Linked DNA regions of Mus musculus: region 1 is linked to region 2. The links are chromatin loops, found by intact Hi-C in ENCODE. Cell type or tissue: left cerebral cortex. All regions are shown on one strand. Each heading gives the region's core, and the rest is flanking DNA. Links, peaks and the distances in the headings are about the cores only.

Region 1 (8,334 bases), core at 271-8,270, 170 kb after region 2:
GAAGGGGAGCACGTTGAGCTCGGCTCCCACCGACTGGTAAGCTTCTGCTACCTCCTTGATGGTTTTACCCTTGAGTCTCCATCGAGGGAACTTGAACACGGGAGTCCCATCTTTCTCTGCAGCCAAAGCTGAGCACACACACAAAAAAGAGATTGTCCCTTTTATAAAAACCATGGTCTCATATTAACACATGGTAACATTGCAATTTCACACAACTTTTACAGGCTAAATACATGGGGAACAACTGGGATTATGACTAGAATTTGATGTTGTTAGTATTGTATCAGGTTTGTCCCTAGAGGGACACTCATATATTGAATGCATAATATATTTGAGTTCAAAAAACTGGTAAGTGGATAATATTTTCAGATTTTGATGAAAGGGTCTTTTCTCTCTTTCTTTCTTTCTTTTTCTTTCTTTCTTTCTTTTTTTTTTAGGAACTCACACAATATGAACTCACTGATAAGTGGATATTAGCCCAGAAACTTAGGATACCCAAGATATAAGATACAATTTGCTAAACGCATGAAACTCAAGAAGAACGAAGACCAAAGTGTGGACACTTTGTCCCTTCTTAGAATTGGGAACAAAACACCCATGGAAGGAGTTACAGAGACAAAGTTTGGAGCTGTGACGAAAGGATGGACCATCTAGAGACTGTCATATCCGGGGATCCATCCTATAATCAGCTTCCAAACGCTGACACCATTGCATACACTAGCAAGATTTTTGCTGAAAGGACCCAGATAGAGCTGTCTCTTGTGAGACTATGCCGGGGTCTAGCAAACACAGAAGTGGATGCTCACAGTCAGCTATTGGATGGATCACAGGGCCCCCAATGGAGGAGCTAGAGAAAGTACCCAAGGAGCTAAAGGGATCTGCAATCCTATAGGTGGAACAACAATATGAACTAACCAGTACCCCCCTAGAGCCCGTGTCTCTAGCTGCATATGAATCAGAAAATGGCCTAGTCGGCCATCAGTGGAAAGAGAGGCCCATTGGTCGTGCAAACTTTATATGCCTCAGTACAGGGGAAGGACAGGGCCAAGAAGTGGGAATGGGTGGGTGGGGGAGCATGTGGGGGACTTTTGGGATAGCATTGGAAATGTAAATGAAATAAATACCCAATTAAAAAAAGAAAAAAAAGGGTCTTTTCTTATTTGTTTGTTTGTTTTTTCAAGACAGGGTTTCTCTGTATAGCCCTGGCTGTCCTGGAACTCACTTTGTAAACTAGGCTGGCCTTGAACTCAGAAATCTGCCTGCCTCTGCCTCCCGAGTGCTGGGATTAAAGGCATGCACCACCAGCACCCAGCCAGAAAGGGTCTTTTCTTAAAAGAACTTTCATTACACTTTTATTCATTCATTGTGTGCATGAGTGTGTATGTGTGTGCATAATGTGCATGTGTGTCTGCATATATGTGTATGTGTGTGTACATGTGTCTGATGTGTGTGCATGTGTGTGCATGTGTGTTACAATGTGTTCATGTGCATTGTGTCTGCATATGTGTGTGCATGTGTGTGTACATGTGTCTGATGTGTGTGCATGTGTGTTACAATGTGTTCATGTGCATGTGTGTCTGCATATGTGTGTGCATGTGTGTACATGTGTCTGATGTATGTGCATGTGTGTTACAATGTGTTCATGTGCATGTGTGTCTGCATATGTGTGTGCATGTGTATACATGTGTCTGATGTGTGTGCATGTGTGTTACAATGTGTTCATGTGCATTGTGTCTGCATATGTGTGTGCATGTGTGTGTACATGTGTCTGATGTGTGTGCATGTGTGTTACAATGTGTTCATGTGCATGTGTGTCTGCATATGTGTGTGCATGTGTATGTACATGTGTCTGATGTGTGTGTGTGTGTGCATGTGTTACAATGTGTTCATGTGCATGTGTGTCTGTGCATATGTGTGTTCATGTGCATGTATGTGTGTGTGTGTTTGTGTGTGACAGCATATATATCTACCATAGGCTATTTCCAGGAGCTAAGGCTGGAGGGTTTGCTTCTGTTCTTTCATTTCCTTCCTTCTGCAGTTATCACAGTCCTAAAGGATGAGGTGGGGTCTCTGAGACAAAACTGAGCCCCGAAGCCTTGTTAAGTCCCAAAGGTATCTGAATGGAGGCTAGTCCTTGATCAAGCCATTTATAAGAGTCTGAGCCACCAGCACAATAATGCACAAAACATGCATGTTCATAAAATGTTCAAGAAATGTAGTTCATGTCAGTTGAGTGGTTGAGTTGGCAGGTGAGTGGAGGTAAAAGTCTGATAATGGGGGATGGGGAGATGGCTCTGAGGGTAAAAGTACTTGCCATGTAAACACAAGGACTTGAGTTCAAATCTCCAGCAGTCACATTTTTAAAAGATGGACTCAGGGCTGGAGAGGTGGCTCAGAGTAGTGTGGTTCCCAGAACTTGTGTTGAGTGCCTGGTGACCACGTTCACAGATATAGAGATAATTAAAGTAAAATGAATATTTTTTTGAGATAGGATCTCACAGTATAGCTCCTTGTATCCTAGAACTTACTCTGTAGACCATACTGGCCTTGAACTTACAAAGATCTGCCTGCCTTTGCCTCCCAAGTCTTGAAGCATGACATTATAAATAAATCTTTTTTTAAAACTGGACATGGTTGCATGCACTGTGGGGACAGACAGGAGGACCACATGGACTATGGCCTCCAACCTAGAGAGAGACCCTATCTCATGGGAATAAGGTGGAATGTGACAGAGCAGGACACCTGACATCCTTTCTGACCTCTACACTATAGGTACACACACACACACACATCACTTGTGTGATAATGAAAGGAATCTGAGGTTGCTTGGGAAGAAAATGGGGTAGAGAAGATGTTTTTACTATTTAAAAAAAAGAGAGAGCTCTGCAGAGGTAGAAACTTGGGATGGTAGCTTATTGGTCTCATTGTTGTGGGTTTTGACTGCCCAGATCTAGTTTTGACTTGCTCAGAGGACTCTCCTGATGAGAGCTTTTGGCTGCTGTCATTTTTACTTGCTTATAAGCCTGACGTAAGGCATAGCATTTTACATACGACCCCCTCCCCGCCATGAACTCTCACCTCCCCCTATGAGGCAGGGGCCACTGACTTGGAGGTTAGTAAGCTAAGTGACTTACAGAGGGTCATGGGTGGAAACGGGGCAGACTCCACATCCATCGCCTGATCTTAGAGCATATGTTGCTAAGCGTGCTGCACAGTCTCAAGGCCATATTGTGTACAAGTTGTGTTGGGTTTTTCTTCCTTTTCTGTTTTACATCATGAATTCAAGTGGTCATGGCCAATGGAAAGAGGTCCTGACCCTGGACCCAGGTACCAAGGAAACACCCTCTTCCCAGATCTATTTTGAATTGAGTCTGATAATCATATTTGTAATTCCAAAAATCCATGTACATAGTAGGACTGCTAGTTGTCTGCACACATCCTCCAGGTGTGGGATCTATTAGTGGGGTGGTCAGCTTTAGTTGTCAACTTGACACAACCTGGAATCATCTTGGAAGGAAACCTCACTAAGAAGCTTTTGATCAGGCTGGTCTGTGGGCTGGTCTGTGGGGGATTATCCTGATCACCCTAGTTCAAGTGGGAAGACCGTTCCGAGATGGACAGTACCATTTCCTAGGCAGGGGATCTTGAACTGTTTGAAAGTGAAATAAAGCTAGCCGAGCACTGGCGAGCATGCATGGCTTCATTACTCTCTGCTCTTGATCAAATGGATGTGACCTGACCAGGCACCTCAACATTCTCACAGGGATGGACTGTAACCTGAAATTACAAGCCAAGGAGATCCCTCATCCCTTAGTTGCTTTTGCTGGGACACTGTTGAAAATTACTGTCACAGCAACAGGAAACAAAACTAAGACACTTTGTGCACTTAAATAGATAGCTACCTCAAAGACAATCTCAGGCTTCCTGGTGAATGACTCGGCCTATACCTAATATCTGGCTGGTTGGATATGAATGGCAGTGACTTGTGCCACTTCTGGGCTATGCCCATGGTAAAGTGCTCATTCTGTGCTCCCTTTCTCTCTCGTCTTTGTGTAGTGTGCATGTTTGTCTGAGTATATGCACATGCCCATGTGGTCACCTGTGTGTAGAGAGATCACAAGTCAATGTCAGGAGTCCCTTAATTCTTCTACATCCTATTTTTTGAGACAAGTTCTTTTACTGAACCAGGTGCTTGCCAGTTATCTAGATTATCTGGCCAACAAATCTCATCTCCATCTCCGCCCCACAATGTTAACATAAGAAACAAAGCCAGGGCATCTGCTTTTATACGAATGCTGGAGCTATGAACTAGGTCCTCAAGCTCAGGTGGCAAGCCCTCCCTGTTTGCTGGCAGGAACATAGACTTGGTTGGACCATGAAAGCCTTGTCTTGATATGGCACAACTACAACAGAGATCACATGCTATACAACAAACCCAGCTCTGATCACCAACCAGCCTTGAGAGTGTTGGACCCCGTGTCCCCAGATGCACTCACCCAGTGGATCGGCCTTTCCATCCTTGTCTGGCACTGTGAACACTCCCACTACTCGGTGGCCCTCTTTCAGGAGCTGGCTATAGACTTCCTGTCCGAACAGGCTCTGGCCAATAAGTGCCAACTTCAGCTTGTTTTTGAAATAAACCTGTGAAAGAGTATAGTGACAACAATTGCTGTGGACAGAAAACAGTCACATGAGATGTTGAGGAATGAGTCACATAAGATGATTTGAGGACTACAAGACCCCTTTGCAGTCCAGCTGTACTACGTGGGGGTGATAATGTTCTCCCCAAACTAGATTCTCTAACAACAACCACAGTTTTAGGCACGAGAAAGAGTCAACTTCTAGAAAAACCAAACTGGATTTGACCAGAAGGCCTCTTCCCTAAGGACTAACTTTCATAGTACTAGAAGGTCCTAGGCAAGCAAGGGAGACAAGCAATCAATAGTCCTGCCTACCTGTAACAATTATGAACCTCAATGATGCTTAGGACATGATATTCCTAAAGGGGCAGTAGTGGCAGTTATGTCTTGGTGGTAACCAACAGCTTTATAGTTGGACTTAAGGACTTAAGACCCTCTACATAAGAGGGAATTTATGCCTGATAGTGTAAACCTATTCAACTCCCCATGACTAGTGCGGTCATAAATCTTGGAGGAGAGTACCCCACTGCCACTTTATTAAACTTGTATGATTCCCTGCTGCATTCTAAATACTCATCCTTATTCTACAGATAAGTGTAGCTCTCATCTCTTAGCAAAGAAGATAGTTTTTGGAGGTAGATGGAGATAATTACAGAAAGCCACATGATTGTTTAAAATACAGAGAACAACTGATCCTGTATGCCCAGCCCCAACTGGTCCATCTACATACAACTCCTGCATGTAACTGATAAATCTACATACAGCTCTTGCATGAAACTGATAAATCTACATACAACTCTTGCACCCAAGGTTACATGACAGTTATCAAATTCTAAGTGACAAGTCCCAAACACATACATACAGGCAATGCTAACTGGACTCAGCAGGTTTCTCATATATATATATATATGCTAGTTGTCTGCACACATCCTCCAGGTGTGGGATATATATATATAGATAGATAGATAGAGAGAGAGAGAGAGAGAGAGAGAGAGAGAGAGAGAGAGAACAAAGTAGATTGTGTGTCCAAGGCACAAGTCTGGAGTTGACCTGTCTGGCCACTACACACACACACACACACACACACACACACACACACACCAAGAAAAATATAAAAATGTTCTATAAATATTATCTCTGTATCCTATAATTAGGGCTGAAATAGAATCTTCCTGTTGGCCACCTTACAAAAATTTCAACTTCACCTTATACAATTATTAATGCCAGATATTTTAAGATATAGAAAACACTGCTTTCAAAACACTCAGAGGGGCTAAGCTGTATGTAGCTCTTTGGGGAATATTTGTTCCCCATGTGCAAGACCTTTGGTATGACAACCAGCATTACCAAAATGTGGGTGTTGGTGGAAAACCTGAAAGCACACAAGAGACCTCTTCCTTTAATGCAATGTGCTTGCTACATTCTATGTGACTGTCATCTGACTCGTTGGAGTTCAGTTCCAGCTTGGCTGATTTGAAAGGGTGTTTAAAGCAACCATGTTGTCACTGAAAAGATTATATTCATTAAACATTCTCTGAGCTTAACTGGTGACGTCTCGCCCCTCCCCTAACACCACACACACCCCCCTCAGGTGCTATGAGTTGAACCTGAAGTTTGAGCTCTACTACAGAGCTACACCCCCAGCCCAAGGTGAGTCTTTAACATTGGGAAATAGTCAAGGCTTCAGGACTCGAAGTGTGTTTGTGAATTTATAAGATTCCAGAAAACTGGACTTAAGATATTTCTTGTTTTCATTTCTCTAAGCACGGTCTGAGACGGTACTCAGAATCTGCCATTTCAAATGTGGGTTCTGGCTTCTCATGGCAGATCTAGTGAGTCAGAATCAGAGTTCCAGGGAGCCTCATCTTAAGAAACATCCTAGGGATCTGTGAGCATACTCACATTTGCCAGATGAACCAGACCACAAGAAATAGACTGCCCTGGGAAGCTTAGGGCAGAAAGAAGATGTAGAAATAACTAGAAACATTTGACTAGAATGTGGGCCCATGTCACATATTTCACACATATGACTTGACTATACAGACTCTCAGAAACAGGCATTCATAACTCATCTTTACAGATTAAGATATTACAGCAAAGATGTGTGGTGACATAGCATGAAATCCAGTAGTCACCAGGAAACAGGATGGGATTTCCTAGTTTGCTTTCCTATTGCTGTGATAAGCACCATGACCAAAAGCAACTGGAGAGCAAAGGGGCTTATTTGGATCATAGGTCCAGGTCACAGTCTACCAATGTGGGAAGTTAAAGCAGAAACCATGGAGGAAAGCTGCTTACTGGCTCCCTCCCTCTTGCTTTCTTATTCAACCTAAGTGTCTAGGGATGATAGTGGGCTGGGCCCTTCCACATCAATTACCAGTCAGGAAGATCTCTTACAGACGTACTCACACCTCTTCATTTTGTCTCTCTCCACTGTTCTCTGTGCACATTTCTCTTTAGGACCCTCTACACTACAAGATGCATAGAAAAAAATGGCCCCTGTCTGGGAATTCATCATCCAGGAGGGAAGACACTCAAGTAGATGTATCAGTGACTTAGTGCTAAGATAGGTAGGCACAATCAGGTTCTGAAAGGGGAAGATATTACCGGGAGTTCTTCATAGTAGGTAAGAGATAGGATATTTTTACATATGTGCCCATACGTGTTTTTGCATGTGTGCACATATAAGTGCAGGTGCATATGTGTGTATGTTCATGGAGGCCAGGTGTCACTGCCTGGTGTCCTCCTCTATGACCCTCCATGTTATTATTTGAGACAAGGTCTTTCACCAGACCTGGAGCTGACTGATTCAGCTGTGCTGGTAACCAGTTGACTCCAGGAATCCTCCTGTCTCTGCTTCCCCAGCTCTTAGGCTTCAGGTGCACACTACCACGCCCAACTTTTTCCACAAGTGCAGGGATCTGAACTCAGGACCTGATGCTTCTTTAGCAAGCACTTTAGCCTGCTGAGCCATCTCCTTCTCCCCAAGGGAATTCTCAAGGGAACTGCAGGCATCTCATTCAGGGAGCTGGCCAAGAAAGTGGGGGAGGATTATGGGAGAACCCTGGGAAGTTCCAGACAGAAGAAAATTAATAAATAGCACAGTACCCAGAATGGGGAGTCATGGGATGCTGACACGCATCAATGGAGTCAGGAACTTTGAATGTATTTGAAGCGTGCAAAAGCTCACATCCAGTGTTTCAAGCTCTTGCCTGAATAGGAGCCATGTGTCATGCTTCACAGAGAGATGAAGCTATGCAAGATTTGCAGATGGCATCATCAGTGACAAGCTTGTGGAGCTCGGTTTCCTGATTGCATCATTCCATGAAGAAGGGATTTGTGTCGATTGTCCTACTGATTTTTTTCCCTCAGTACTGGGCGGCCAAAGCTGAGTCACTGTGGGTGCCAGGCTAGAGGTCTTACATAGCCTAGCCTAGCCCTCGTTGCTTTTAAAAATGCTTTTCAAGCTGGTAATGATGGAACTAACCTTTAATCCCAGCACTCCAGAAGCCAAGGCAGGTGGATCTCTGTGAGTTCAAGGCCAGCCTGGTCTACAAAGCAAGTTCTAGGACAGCCAGGGAAACCCTGTCTTTTCTGTGGTTTATACCATGAGTGTTTGGTGGCCTCAGAGGCCAGAAAGTGGTGTTGGAGTTACAGGTGGTGATGAGCTGCCCAATATGGATGCTTGTAGAGG
Region 2 (8,334 bases), core at 104-8,103:
CCAACAGATTAACAGGTTAAGGTGTCTGCTGCTATAATTTTTTAATCCATAGGACCAAATGAAGTGGGAGAACTGACTCCCTCAAGTTGTCCTGACTTCCTGTCATGTGCCCCTGTGCCAAGGCATGTGCCCCACCACACACACAGACACACACACACACACACACACACTGTGCACACACACACACACACAGAGTTGGGTTTTTAAAAAAAAATTTTTAAGATTTGTTTATTTATTTATTTATGTCAGCACACTGTTGCTCTCTTCAGACACAGCAGAAGAGGGCATCGGATCCCATTACATATGGTTGTGAGCCACCATGTGGTTGCTGGAAATTGAATTCAGGACCTCTGGAAGAGCATCCAGTGCTCCTAACCACTGAGCCATCTCTCCAGCCCCACAGGGTTTGTTTGTTTGTTTTGTTTTTGGAGACACAGATTGACTATGCAGCTCTGGCTGGTTTAGATCTTGCTATGTAGTTCAGGCTGGCCTTAAACTCACAGAGATCCACCAGCCTCCCTGCCTTCTGAATGCTAGGATTCAAGGCACTACTTGAATCAACAACTGCATATTTACTGCTGCTCCTGTTCACACCAGACATGAGGTGGAAGGAACTCAAATGTTCATTATCAGAGAAAACACACTGTTAGCAAGTCCTGGTAGCAAATGCCTGCTTGTAATCTCAGCACTTGGGATTAAGTGTTTGAAGATCGATAGCATGGAGTTCAACTATATAGCCTAGGTTATACAGTGTTCCCCCCAAAACAAATCCCTGCCCCGCCCCCCAAAGAAAGTGTGGTACAAAATTCAAGAGCATATTATTCAACATTAAAATTGAAAGATATCCTTTTCAATAAACCTTGAAGACATTCTTCTCAGTGAAATATGCTAGTTACACAAACAAGAGTTTATGATTCTAGTTACACGGAAAGAGAAATTATTGGGTTTGGGGTGGGAGCTGAGACAACTCACTTCAGAGATGGAAGCTTTAAAAACAAAAGCTTTATTTTCTGAGCACTCAGGGAGGCAGCTAGTATGGGGTCTGAACCTCGTCCTGGAAGGGAGATTGTACTTTTTGTTTTGTTTTGTTTTTGTTTTTCGAGACAGGGTTTCTCTGTGTAGCCCTGAGAGGGGAGCTGGGGGGAGCTGCAGTCTTATCCAATTGTGTTTTGACATTATAAGTTAAACAAGGGAGTACTGGGCCATATCCAGGGCACCTGGTTTCAAGGCCCTTAATTCCATTAGGTGCAGAGCTCAGAGTGATAAGGAAGCAGGGGTGGGGTGGGGTGGGGTGGGGGTGGGGAGGAGTGGGTCAGCTGCATGTAGTTAACTAGTGCATACCAGGCAATTAGTTATATATTTTTAAAACTTACACACCTTGATTTAGATAATAGCAATTCCTCTGCTCTCTACCAGTTAACAGACAATTAGGAAAACATGTAGACTTGGGACAGGTGTTCGTTCCTAGGTCTGGGAACATGAACTTGCTTGACCCTGCCAGCAAGATGGAGAAGTTGTCCCTGAGATGGCTGGACTCAGATAACTGTCTCCTTACACATTGTCCCTGAGGAGATGCGTTCACACAGACAACTGTTTACAACAGAAGCTGTTCTGATATAGGGAAGTCCCCAGCTTCCCTAGAGACTGGGACCGTGAATTAAGTTTCTCCCTATGATTAAATGGGAGTCTGGAAATGAAATGGTAGCACTTGGAATACGTTTCTTTCGCTTGTTCTCAACAAAACCATGAGCATTGGGTCCCAGGGGCAGGAAGAGGGGAGGAATGGGGTTTGTCATTCAGGGGTTTTGTTTCAGCTTTTTAGAAATGAAGGATTTGTTTTTCTGTAGGAGACCAAACTCAGTGCCTCACTCACAGCTCTACCTTTTAACTACCACCTGGAACAACCTTTTAGGATTTTGACATGACAGTGTTCCAAAGGCATGCTGTATATATAGCAACGTAAACAGCATTCTTAACACTTCTGGGTTTTGTGTTTACAGTTAAATAGTAAACTAAGCTGGGGTCTGGTCATCCAGACCTGAAATCCAGGCTATTTAGGACCTAGGTGGACTTTGAGTACCAGGTCAACCGGGGTAACTTGGTGAGGCTTTAACAAACAACAAAGTATGGTAATGGGCGGCTGTAGATTTAAGTACACGGAAATGGAAGCTGGAAAATGGTGATTTTGAAGTCAACCTGGGCCAGCCAGGATGACAAAAAATAAAATATAGAAAATGAAAAGAAACTGGGTGTGGTGGCTCCCACCTCTATGGCATCTGGAAGACTAAAGCAGGATTGCTACAAACTGAAGACCACAGAAACCTCCCCAAACAACAACAAAAATGGAAATAACGACAAAGGCCTCGCACCACCTTCTTCATGCTTGCATTTGCTTAGCTTGACCAAGCCGGGTTGATTCTTTTCTAACAACAATAAAGGAGGAGACTAGGGCTAGACTTGGGCTGGGGTAGACTAGGCGCCTGACACGTGCATCCGCAGCGCTCCGCCCACGCAGTGTGGTGCCTTGTTCCCATCCTCCACCCCGCCTCGGCCCCACCCCCGCTTCCGGTTCCCGTGGGTCTGAACTTCATCTCTAGGCGCGAGCTCTGGCCACGCACCCGTAAGTCACCGCCCACCTCCTAGTTTCGGCCAATTGCTGCCTTGACCCCGCCCCTTCCCCGTGCCTTCCTATATCCGGGCTTCTTTCAGTGGCGCTGGGTTGGAAGCATGGAGTTCCAGGGCGAGCGCGGGACCGGTCCTGGTGTTTCTTCGTCTTCTGTAGCCTGCTCGCAGGTCACGGTGTCCAGGGAGCTGCTGACGGCGGGGAGCGAGGGTTCGGGAGGTGAGCGACGGTGGAGAGCGGGGTGGGTTGGAGGGACACGGAACGCTGCTGGGTCAGGGACACTGCGGGACCCGGGAACGCTACTGGAGACACTGCAGGAGGTTGGGGATGCTACCGGGGACCGGGCACGCTGCGGGGTTCTGGGACACTGAGGCGCCCGAGACGCGGCAGGGCCGGGGAAGCCAAGGAGCTCGAGACGCTGTGGGGAGTCGGGGGTCCGGGTTATTGCGGGGCCGCGGACGCCGAGGAGCCAGAGACCCTGCGATGGCTAGGGATGCCGGGGAGCCTGGAACGCTGCGGGGGTATGGGACACCGAGAGAGTCCGAGACGCTGCGGAGGTCGGAGATACCGCGGAGTCTGGGACGCTAATTGGGAGGGGATGCCACGGAGCCCGAGACGCTGCCGGGGTCTGTCCGGGGTACGACTAGGCCAGCCCGGCGCTGGGCGGTGGTGGTTCTTTTTTTTTTTTTCCTCTACCTGCCAAGCCGGTCCAGGCCAGGTGGTCCTTGTAGAGTTCATTAGGAACCGCCCAGCCTGGCAGCATTTGGAGAGGCAGAGGCAGGCGTATTTTTGAGTTCGAGGCCAGCCTGGTCTACAAAGTGAGTTCCAGGACAGCCAGGGCTACAGAGAAACCCTGTCTCGAATAAACAAAGAACAAAATACAAAAAAAAAAAAAAAAAAAAAAAAAGTGGGCAAAGGCTTGAGTCTTCAGTGTTTGTTGCTTGGACTGGGCAGTTGGTTTGTTTGGAAAGGTGCAACTCGGAATAATTAATTTTTTAAATTGAGCACCTTCTAGGTAGGAGAGCTAGGCAAGTATATTCTACAAAAAAAAAAAAGCCCAGTCTGACTTGCCCAAGTCTACATAACCGTTTCTGGTTCTCTGTATTATGTACCTCTGGTATGTGGAGGGGGCTATTCTCTCTTCCTACTATGTGGGGAGTGAATAGCGCTTCCAATTTGGGAGGCAAGCACTGTGTCCATAAAACCCTCTTTTTGGGCCCTATTTCTGACTTCTGACTTACCTTTTGTGTGTGTGTGTGTGTGTGTGTGTGTGTGTTTCAAGACAGTGATTCTCTGTGTTGCCCTGATTGTTCTGAAACTTACTCTGTAGATCAGGCAAGCCTCGAACTCTTGCCTGTGCCTCTTAAGTGTTGGGATTAAAGCATATCTGAATTTCTTAACTAAAATCAAAGACTCATTGCAGGTCTACATTTTGCTAACTGTGCTGTTTAAAGTTGTGCGTTGTGCATCCCTGTTGCCTTAAGAGGTCACAAAGTGTCGAATGCTCTGGTACTGGAATTATAGTCCAGTTGAGCCCCCATGTGGGTGCTAGGAATCAAACAAGAGCAGCTAGTGCTTGAGACATAGCCTTGGCTGGCCTGGAGCACAGAGATCCACTTGCCTGTCTTTTGAGTGTGCCCTGCCATGCCTAGTCCCCCTCCCTGTTTGTCAATGTGTATTTATTAGATCAGTACTAGAGGTTGGGGAGATAGACGTACAGACAGGAGTGTTGGCTCCTCCTCTGTCAGAGTTAGGGGTGGTTCAGACTTCAGGCTGTGCTGATGGGCCCGGCTCTCACAGTTCTTTGGTGTAGAGGCTCATCTCATTTCTGAGTTGCACTTGTTGCTCAGGGCTGTTTTATGCCATGAATTGTTTTGTGTGTGTGGTTTCAGGTATCTGGGACCAGTTGCTCATCAGCTCTAAGCCTCATCCCAGAAAGACCTCTACACTTCAAACAGTTCGGATGCAGAGGAGCCCTTGTAAGTACCTAGTTTCTACTCTAGAGGGCACTCCCCCAATTGAGGCTAGTTAATCCATTATTTGATGGGGACAGTCTGTCTTCATGGCACATATCAAACCGTAGAATCAAATATATTGTGTAAATGACTGAGGAATAGAATTTCTCATGTTAATTCCCTGGTTGCAGGCTTTTTGTTTTTTTTTTTTTTTTTTTTTTTTTGTTTTCAGAATAAAAGGTGTTTTTGAAACCCCAAAAGGCCCAGCTAGCTATGGTCTAGTTAGCTTTGTTTTCCTTGAGACGGGGTCTCATGTCGTCCAGGCCTCATGCTTCCCTGTGTAGCTGAGAATGTCCCTGAACCCCAGATTCTCCTGCCTCACCCCACTCTAGGATTACTGCTACATGCTGCTGGGCCATTTTTTTTTCCTCCCCTCCCACGACAGTCTCACTTTTTATCCCTGGCTGGCCTGGAACTCGGTGTAGACCATGCCAGCCTCAAATTCAGATTCACCTACCTCTGCCTCCACCTCCCGAGTAGTGGAGTTAAAGGTGTTTGCCACCACACCTGGCAGGTATTTATTCTAGGTAATTGCTCAGAATAAGGGTGCTTGTTGAGCCAACGTGAGGACCAGAGGAACCCTCTTAAGCTGTGTGGCTTCATGAGACCATAACCCTTCTACTGTGGGAAGCAGAGATAGTCATTAAAGGACTCTCAAACTGACCTCTGAAACGTCACAAGCCAGACCTCTTATCGTCTGCACTGCTCTCAACATTCTTATCTCCCAGGCTCCTACAGAAGAGCTCACTGAGCTCTGAACACTTAGTGCTTTTAACAGCTCAAAGTTCTACAATCCTAAACACACACAGTCAGGTCTCTGCCACAGCAATACCCCACTGTTAGACCAATTTCTGTCCTGGTTAGGGTTTGTTTCGATGTGATGGGACCACAAGAGGTAACTTGGGGAGGAAAGGGTTTGACTTACACTTCCAAATCACTGTATATTACTTGAAAGAAGCCAGAACAGGAACTCACACAGGACAGGAACCTGGAGGCAGGAGCTGATACAAAGACCATGGAGAGGTGCTGCTTACTGGCTTGCTTCCCATGGCTTGCTCAGCCTGCTTGCTTATAGAATGCAGGACCACCAACCCAGGGGTGGCATCACCTGCAATAGGCTGGGCCTTCCCCCATCAGTCAGTGATTAGTTAAATGTCCTACAGCTGGGTCTTGCAGAGGTATTTCCGTAGTTGTTGTTCTCAGACTCTAGCTGGTGTCAAGTTGACAAAACTAGTCAGCATGGTGGTGAGATTGAATGTGTTCGTTAGAACTCTTGAGTTGCAAAAGAGTGGAAGCTGAGATTGCTTTAAGAGAAGCCAGAGATAGAAAGTAAAGGTTTATCTGGATCCCCATGCCCATTGTCGTCCTATGCTGCTGGTCTCTGCGTTAGACTAACCCAAAGACGCTGCTGTGCAGCTGTGCCTAGTCGGCTGGTTAATGAGAAATGCATCCAGTTAACTTGGTGCTATTCTCCTCAGCCAAGTTGACTGCTCACTGGCTTGGCTAGAACACCCTGTCAGATTACAGCACAGGGCAGACTGCGCTAGGCAGGACTGCAGAAACCTAGGCCCGTTCAGGATGAGGAACATGAGTGACCCAAGTTTCAAAGGAAGGGCAGGCATGGTCCTATGCAGGACTGGGAAGCCAGCCCAAGTTATGAACGTAGAGAATTCGCAAACCTGTTCCTGTTTGTCTTTTTGCTTTTTGTTGTTTGGCTTTTTCTTTTTAAAAAGAAGGGTGGTGTTGCCATTTTCAGATGAAAGGTGGGCAGTTGAGCAGGTGACAGACGTTCTAGGTGACTGACATAGTAAAAAATGCAAATAGATCTCATTAATGACTTTGACAGCCTCACTGTAAAGAGCAGGTTCACTTAACCATTAGCTCATTCTGTCTGGTTTCTCCCCAGTCATCTTGTGGAATGCCAGCCTTCTAGAACTTTATACTTTGGGGATGGCAGAGTAACAGAACATTTGAGTTAATTGGTGAATCGTGTGGTTGTATTGCTCTGCGAGTTCAGAGGGCCTAGGAATGTAACTGATTGGTGGAGCCCTGGGCCTAGCACCCACCCTCCAGTGCAGCCCAAGGCGGCTCAGAAGTGGAGGGATGTAGAGTTGATGGGTTTGTTGCTAACTCTGCTCTGAAATGCTGTGCTGGGAGGGCTTGGTTAGAACTTACTAATACGCTTTGCTTGGCTGTGTTCGCTCTCCAGTGCTAGACCAGGTTCAGGCCTTCCTCCCACAAATGGCCCAGGCAAATGAGAAGCTGAGGAGGGAAATGGCAGCTGCTCCAGCTGGTCACTTCAATATTGAAAACATCGACGAGACGTCTGGAAACATCATACAGATGGTAACTCAGTCTTGTTTCTGTTTCATACAATGGAATTAATATACTTGTCACCAAATGGTATTTTAAAATGTCGTTCTAGAGTAAAATTAGCAAATATTTTCACACAGGCAAGATGGTAAAACATACTTGACTTCCACAGGGCCATACTCCCTCTGTTTGCCTGTTTGACATGCTGTTCAGTGCAGAATGTAGCCGTTTACTTAATAAGCAGGCTTTGTAAACTTATGGCTACTAAAAATTGAGTTACATACAATTTCTTATGTGTGCATGGTTTTTAAGGGAAGGGCTATTCATGTTGACTCATAGTTCCAGGTGAACAATTTTTCATGGTGGGAAATTCTGCCCAGGGCTGTGGTGTCAGAAGCTTGTGGTATGCATGCTACAATTACATCTTTCCCCTTCAGCTACTCTCTGAAAGTGCAGACACCATTCCTACTTCAGTGTCTGAACGAAAGTGGGTGGCAGGCAGGATTTTGCCTGCCAGTGCTGGTTTTTGCTCAGAAATGTAAATTTCTTTAAGGCAAGAGTTGTGATGTTTTTTTTTTGGGGGTGGTGGGGGAGCCTCAGGTTGACCTCAGGTTGTCTTCCCACTGCTGTTACAGACTGGGATTGTGGCCATGTTACTGTGGCCACCTGCTTGTCAAGTCTTAAGTGTCCAATGGGGTGCCTGACTGTAGTCTGGCAGTTCTCAACCTGTGGGTCTCGACTTGCCAGGACCCAGAGAATAGAGATTTTACACTATGGTTGATAGCAGTAGTAGCAAAATTGCAGTTAGGAATAGCAGTGAGAATAATTTATGGTTGGGGGGCATCACCACAACATAAGAACTGTATTAAAGGGTTGTATAGTTAGGAAGGTTGAGAGCCACTACTCTAGTCCACTTTATTGAATGGGTGCTGTTGGATGGATAGTAGGCAGCAAGAACTTTTTTAAAGACATGTTTTACTTAAAGCACTCAGTGACATTGCTCTTAGGATGGATTTGGTGCCCATAAGAACCAGCAGAGAATGTTAGATTTTCTGAGGCTGGAGTTAGTGGGTACTGGGAACTGAACTGGGGTCCTCTGGAAAAGCAGTGAGTATCTTTACCTGCTTGTTGCACCCTCTCTGTAGCCATCCATGTTGCTTTATTAGAACATGTTACAGAACTGCCCTGAAGGACATTTCTCATCCTGACACTTTGTTATAGGATGTGGCCTTATTTGAGATGAGTCGGTCAGATTCAAAAGAGGAGGATAGCCCAGAAGAGAGCTCTCGGGACAGTTCTGGGGACAGCTCGGAGTCCGAAGAAGATGTCTGCGTTCCCTCTGAAGTCACCATCGAGAACATTAAGCTTCCGAATGCAGAAGGT

What was found. Peaks named below come from ENCODE experiments on the same cell type or tissue, not always from the same donor. Only the 100,000 strongest peaks of a DNase experiment are listed, where the experiment ranks them.
Region 1: it touches region 2 in a loop (4-fold over the local background); 3 of 42 quality-filtered maps call a loop at or near these places.

Annotation. Positions count from the first base shown.
Region 1 is chr10:83,522,809-83,531,142 of GRCm38, forward strand. Aldh1l2 (aldehyde dehydrogenase 1 family, member L2) reads right to left here. Exons shown (of 23, transcript NM_153543.2): 2 at 4,497-4,641; 3 at 1-128. It overlaps Gm51778 (a long non-coding RNA gene), which reads left to right. Exons shown (of 4, transcript XR_003948928.1): 4 at 438-1,146. Among named protein-coding and RNA genes, the nearest start is that of Aldh1l2, 7.2 kb to the right of the region's middle. In left cerebral cortex, for the core only: no CTCF peak of the experiment used is centred there; no DNase peak of the experiment used is centred there.
Region 2 is chr10:83,357,532-83,365,865 of GRCm38, forward strand. D10Wsu102e (DNA segment, Chr 10, Wayne State University 102, expressed) reads left to right here and starts at 2,690. Exons shown (of 4, transcript NM_026579.3): 1 at 2,690-2,842; 2 at 4,516-4,602; 3 at 6,848-6,984; 4 at 8,173-8,334. The coding sequence starts at 2,728. In left cerebral cortex, for the core only: a CTCF peak has its summit at 4,618 (motif pointing right); DNase peaks (open chromatin) are centred at 2,634, 4,128 and 4,601; H3K4me3 peaks cover 1,365 bases; H3K27ac peaks cover 1,169 bases.